Linked DNA regions of Homo sapiens: region 1 is linked to region 2. A link is an interaction called in ENCODE POLR2A ChIA-PET data of the cell type or tissue named here. Cell type or tissue: GM12878. All regions are shown on one strand. Each heading gives the region's core, and the rest is flanking DNA. Links, peaks and the distances in the headings are about the cores only. Region 1 overlaps C2CD3 (C2 domain containing 3 centriole elongation regulator). Region 2 has its middle 13 kb from the start of UCP2.

Region 1 (2,918 bases), core at 332-2,831, 60 kb after region 2:
GAAGTAGGTACTATTATTAGCCTCAATTTTATAGATATGTAAATATGCACAGATAAGTCATTTACCCAAGGTCACACTGCTAAAGTAAGGGGCAGAATTGGCATTTGAACCCAAAGAATCTGGCTTCAGAGTCAAGCCTCTTAATGTTGCTGTGTTATGCCTCTTAATAAAACTGGGTCCAAAGACCATAATATCAGCACATCCCTCTTGGGAAGGTTCTTAAAATAAGAAAAAATATGTGGTTAGACTTTCTTCTTGTGTACTACCTGATAATGCAAGGGTCTTGGTTAATAAGCCAGAGTCAACAGAAGGCTTAATATCATCATACAAACGTGGGGGGAAGCCACTTGTATGTGGCAGGCTGTACGTTATGATGGTTGACAGATACAACAGGAAAGACTGAAATGTACTTGGATTTCTGCACTAAGCAGGTAGTCAAAATTATATAATTTTTAAGTACTTGAATTCTGTAGGAGAATAGGCCAGGTATGGTGGCTCATGCCTGTAGTGTCAGCACTTTGGGAGGCTGAGGCAGGAGATTGCGGCAGGAGATTGCTTGAGCCCAGGAGTTAGAGATAGAGGAGTTAGAGCCTGGCAACATAGTGAGACCTTGTCTGTACAAAAAAATAATTAGCAGCCAGGCGCGGTGGCTCACGCCTGTAATCCCAGCACTTTGGGAGGCCGAGGCGGGTGGATCACGAGGTCAGGAGATCGAGACCACCCTGGCTAACACGCTGAAACCCTCTCTCTACTAAAAATATAAAAAATTAGCCGGGCGTGGTGGCAGGCGCCTGTAGTCCCAGCTCCTTGGGGGGCTGAGGCAGGAGAATGGCGTGAACCTGGGAGGCGGAGCTTGCAGTGAGCCAAGATCGTGCCACTGCCCTCCAGCCTGGGCAACACAGCAAGATTCTGTCTCAAAAAAAAAAAAAAAAAAAAATTAGCTAGGCATAGTGGTATGTGCTTGCGGTCCCCGCTACTCAGGAGACTGAGATGATCATGCCACTGTACTCCAGCTTAGGTGACAGAGCAAGATCTTGTTCAAAAAAAAAAATTTTTTTTTTCTTACAGGAGAATAATGTGGCCTTCTGGGGGATTACCCTCTACCACATATCTGCATTCCCAGCACTGTCGGGAATGCTTCACTTGGTTTGGAAAAAAAAAAAAAAAAAAAAAAAAAGGAATGGTAGATTGTTAACAGGATGTGAGCTTATTTTTACAAGCAAGCAGATATTCTTTTAACAGAGTTCATACCTCCTTTATGCCAAACTTTGAAGACCAGGGTTTGTTGTGGGTCCAGAAGCAGCTCTTTTGATAGCCTATTAAGAAAAACAACCACTGTAAACTAAATGTATAGGAACTTTCTGTAGTATAAAACTTAGATTTGAAGAATATCTTGTAATTTGCAAAGCACTTTCCCAACACTATTTCATCTTCTTAGCCATCTTCTGGCATATATTTTTATCTTCACAGTTAAAATGAGGGGATGGAAGCTCAGAGAGGTGAAGTAACTTGCCAAGACTTGAAAACAGGCTCCCCTGACACAACATTTCCTCCCCACCACTCCCAAAGTTTCCCTAAGACAGAGGAGGAAGTATGGAAAAGAAGTTCCTCAACATGCATTTAAGAGTTTTACTGGAATGGGTAATGATTCCGCTTATGCCTTAGAATGAGAGAATGGAGAGAAGGGAAGAGGAAGAGAAAAAGAACATTTACTGAGTGCCTACCTTGGGCCAGGCATGGCACCACGTGTTTCATATACATTTCATCTGCACAAAAGCCTATAACATGGACATTATTATCCTTATTTTACAGATGATAAGGTTGGACTCAGAGAAGTAAAATGGTTTGCTTGAGGTCACTTAAGAGTCAGTAAGTAGTAGGGCTAGGATTTAAACCCTGGCTTGCCTGACCTCAATGCTACACCATGCAGAGGCAAGGCAACAAAATAAGAAAATGCCTAACTTTCACACCAGATAAAGAAGCTGAAGTGGAATCCACTGAACACCTCCAATACATTTATATATTACATAAATTACAGTTTTAAGTGACAAAGTGTTGGAAAGTTCCAAACCAGGTGCCAGTGCTCCAGGTAAGCAAGATGGAGATCTAGAGAAAACCAAGAGGCTTGATTTCATTCCCCAAACACCCCTGGGGAAGTGAATAGAGCCTACTTCCTGACCAATGAGCGGCACGGTGCTAAAGTGAAACAAATATTGGTCAGAGATTCTAATTCTAGCTGGGAATTAAAAGATTCACCTCTGAATGCTAGCTCTGCTATTATCACCTGAGTGACTCTGGCCATGCACTTAGCTTCTTCCAGGCCTGGTTCTCTTACCTGTTAAATGGGATAATACTATTGACCTGCAAGTTGCTATGAAGATCAAAAGAAACAATTTTGTGATAAAGGAATTATAAACAGTGCCATTATTCATTTTTCTTCCAATCCTGCCTCTGTTGCCAACAGACTATGTAGCCTCCCTGGGCCACAGTCTCCTCAAGTGTAAAGTGAAGAGATGAAATCAGGATATTGCTAATGTCCCTTCATCACGTTTGTGAAGTTTTGTAATTCTGTTAGGTTTTTAGGTTGTGAATGAACAAGTCACCTCCACTTAGAAGCTCAGTCCTCTGGTTTCCTGCCTTTTGGGGAGGATCTGATATTTTATATGAAGTACTCTGGCCACTATGGCCAGAATTTCTATAATTTCCAGTAGCTCACTATAGATAGCACTGAGTTTTCACTGCAGTTCTAGCTCCTGACTCATCCCAGCCTCTCAAATTACAAATCACTGAACCTGTGACCAACTGCTGAGACTCAATAAGTACACAAACACTGTGAGAAAACAGAAGACCAGACACCATGGGTATGGCTAGTGTTGGTGGACAAGAATTAAACTTTATAAAAGGTGATACAGTATAAA
Region 2 (2,918 bases), core at 141-2,640:
ATGGGTTAAAAAGCAATGGCCAGGGGCAGTGGCTCATGCCTGTAATCCCAGCACTTTGGGAGGCCGAGGCAGGCAGATCACTAGGTCAGGAGTTCCAGAACAGCCTGGCCAACATGGCAAAACCCTGTCTCTACTAAAAATGCAAAAATTAGCTGGGCGCAGTGGCACATGCCTGTAGTCCCAGCTGCTGGGGAGGCTGAGGCAGGAGAATCGCTTGAACCCAGGAGGCAGAGGTTGCAGTGAGCCGAGAACATGCCACTGCGCTCCAGCCTGGGTGACAGAGTGAGACTCCGTCTCAGCAAAAAAAAAAAAGAGAATGTTTTCCAAGGCTTCTTATAAGATGTCAGTGAATCTTCATAGTCTGAGTTGAGACCTTCTAAAACAAGCTTAAGGTATGCTGATTTGCATACCTTTGACAAGGTTTAACTGACATATAATTTATAAATATCCACAGGAATTTTTAATGTTCCATCATATCATTTCTCAATACTGGATGTTCATTATTTTATACTTTTGCTACTTTAAATACCAAGAAGCCTTTTCACAGGAAGAATAAAATCTCCATTATCCTCCAGAGTGTAGGTAACAAAATATAAAATTAAACCAGATATACGTTTGACAAACTAACACTGAAAATCACCAATATTCATAATGACATTACATTAACAGTTATCATAAAGTCTATAAAGTTTATCCTTAGATTTATAAAAAAATGCAGATTGTCTCAAGGTAAAAAATATAGTAAGTGCTTTTTGCTAAAAAGCTCTTTGTTGAATTAGGATGTGTTATAATGATCAAGACACCAGACAATACTAAATGTTACCCAAACTACAACACAACACACTTTGAACATAATTTAAGCCTAAATTATTCTGCACCAGCAGGATTCTTTTTAGTGCCTGGCAGTATAAAGCTTTATAAAAGCTTTATAAAAGCTTTTTTCTTAAAGGTATTTAAGAAAAAAGACACAAAGTGTGAATAACAAGTTATGTGAAAAAATTAATACCAATGAAGATTAGCAGAGAGAAGTGAGGAAGGTGACCATCTCTCCATTCTGATAAGATGCCATCTCTACACATTACATTCTTTTCAAGAAGTAGAACTTAAGATTTAGGTAAAGAAAACTGGAAAAACCAGCCTGAATGTGAATATCTAGTGTTAAAGCAACTTCCTAGAATGAGTGAATAAAGTTAAGAACATATATAGTTTTCTACTGGAAAGTAAGAGTTTTTGAAGGCTTTCTTTTCTGCAAGGTTTGTAGTGTGACTGTTTTCCTACAAACTCATTGAATTCAGAGCTAAACAGTGGAATTACAAGCATAGCTCAAGAGGAACCCAGTCTGTTTCTGTTGTAGCAACCTAAGATTTCTGTTATGTTGTTGAATCTGTGGTTGCTTCCTCAATGACCATTTCAAATGACTCTGTCCTCTCATCTGCTCAAAGCAGGAAGTCAAATCAGGTTTTCCTTTTTCATCAGAAGCATCACCACACTTTCTGTTTGCGTTGATGAGATGGTACAGCATAGTGACATATCCACAGAAATCCTGCAAATCCACTTTGCTCCTTAATATTTTCAATGCTTTATGGGCACCCATACGACACAAGCAAACCCTCCTTGTGGTTTTATTTTATCAAATGGAAAAGATTTCTCTCATCCCATCATTCAACATTGTAAGCACATGTGAAGCATGAATTACTTCAAGGATCATAACTCCAAGACATAATAATAATATAGCAAGAATAACAATGGTGAAATATATCTTGACAGTTTTTGAGATCTTGTACCTTTGGAAAGTAAAAGAAACGGGGATATGACTTCTGGGGATGACTTCTGGATAACTGGTCTAATATGCTGAGGAGCTCTACTCTGATGGATTTGGATTCATTGGTGAGAGGAGCCATGAAACAAGCAATATACAATTCTTGTTTAGAACTCTGCTGCAAGTCACAGGTTCCAAATCAAGAAGGCTTTCACAGTGTAAGATACTGAGAAGAAAACCACAGTTGGGTTGTTTTGGTTGTGTGACCACATCACTGAGACACAGACACAGTGTTGTGCTTTTCAGAGTAAGTGCCTGATCAAAATTTCTCTCTATTCTGTACTTCTTTTTCACCAGTGTTTTGAACGTTTTGTAGGTCTTTAAAAAAGTTGTCCAGATGCTCATATGAAAATTTGCAAACTTTTGGTGAAAGATTTCCCATCATTAAACCAGCAAGAGTAGCCAGGCATGGTGGCTAGCACCTGTAATCCCAATGACTTGGGCAGCTGAGGTGGGAGGATCACTTGAGTCCAGAAATTCAAGACCAGCCTAGGCAACAAAGCGAGCCCCTGTCTCTATAAAAAATTTTAAAATTAGCTGGGCCTGGTGGCAGGTGCCTGTAGTCCCAGCTACTTGAGAGGCTGAGGCAGGAAAATTGCTTGGGCCCAGGAGTCTGGAGGCTGCAGTGAACCGTGATCACGCCACTGCACTCCAGCCTGGGTAACAGTGATACCCTGTCTTAAAAAAAAAATCTGTTTACAGACTGAAGCAACCCTCCCGCCTTAGCCTCCTAAAGTGCTGGGATTACAGGCATGAGCCACCACTCCCAGCCTAAAGTAAACTTTTATTGAAGTAAAACACATATAAAACAGTGCACAAATCCTAAGTATACAGCATGAATAACTTTTATAAAGCAAACATCCCTGTATAATGAGCACACATGAGGAAACATTACTAACACCCAGAAGTGATCCTTTGTGTCTACCATCAGTCACTATTCACCCAAAGAATAACCAGTATCCTGATTTTTAACACCAAATATTTGTTTTACCTGTTCTTAAACATTATATAAATGGAATGATACTATATGTACTATTTTGTATCTTTCACTCAACGCTATGTGAGATTCATCCAAGTTACATAAAATTGTAGTTCTTTA

What was found. Peaks named below come from ENCODE experiments on the same cell type or tissue, not always from the same donor. Only the 100,000 strongest peaks of a DNase experiment are listed, where the experiment ranks them.
Region 1: POLR2A ChIA-PET joins it to region 2 with 5 read pairs; 8 of 35 experiments call an interaction of 5 or more read pairs at or near these places.

Annotation. Positions count from the first base shown.
Region 1 is chr11:74,053,356-74,056,273 of GRCh38, forward strand. It overlaps C2CD3 (C2 domain containing 3 centriole elongation regulator), which reads right to left. Exons shown (of 33, transcript NM_001286577.2): 26 at 1,252-1,316. Among named protein-coding and RNA genes, the nearest start is that of UCP3, 46 kb to the left of the region's middle. In GM12878, for the core only: no CTCF peak of the experiment used is centred there; no DNase peak of the experiment used is centred there.
Region 2 is chr11:73,993,969-73,996,886 of GRCh38, forward strand. It overlaps the pseudogene LOC100421622. Among named protein-coding and RNA genes, the nearest start is that of UCP2, 13 kb to the left of the region's middle. In GM12878, for the core only: no CTCF peak of the experiment used is centred there; a DNase peak (open chromatin) is centred at 1,412; H3K27ac peaks cover 1,745 bases.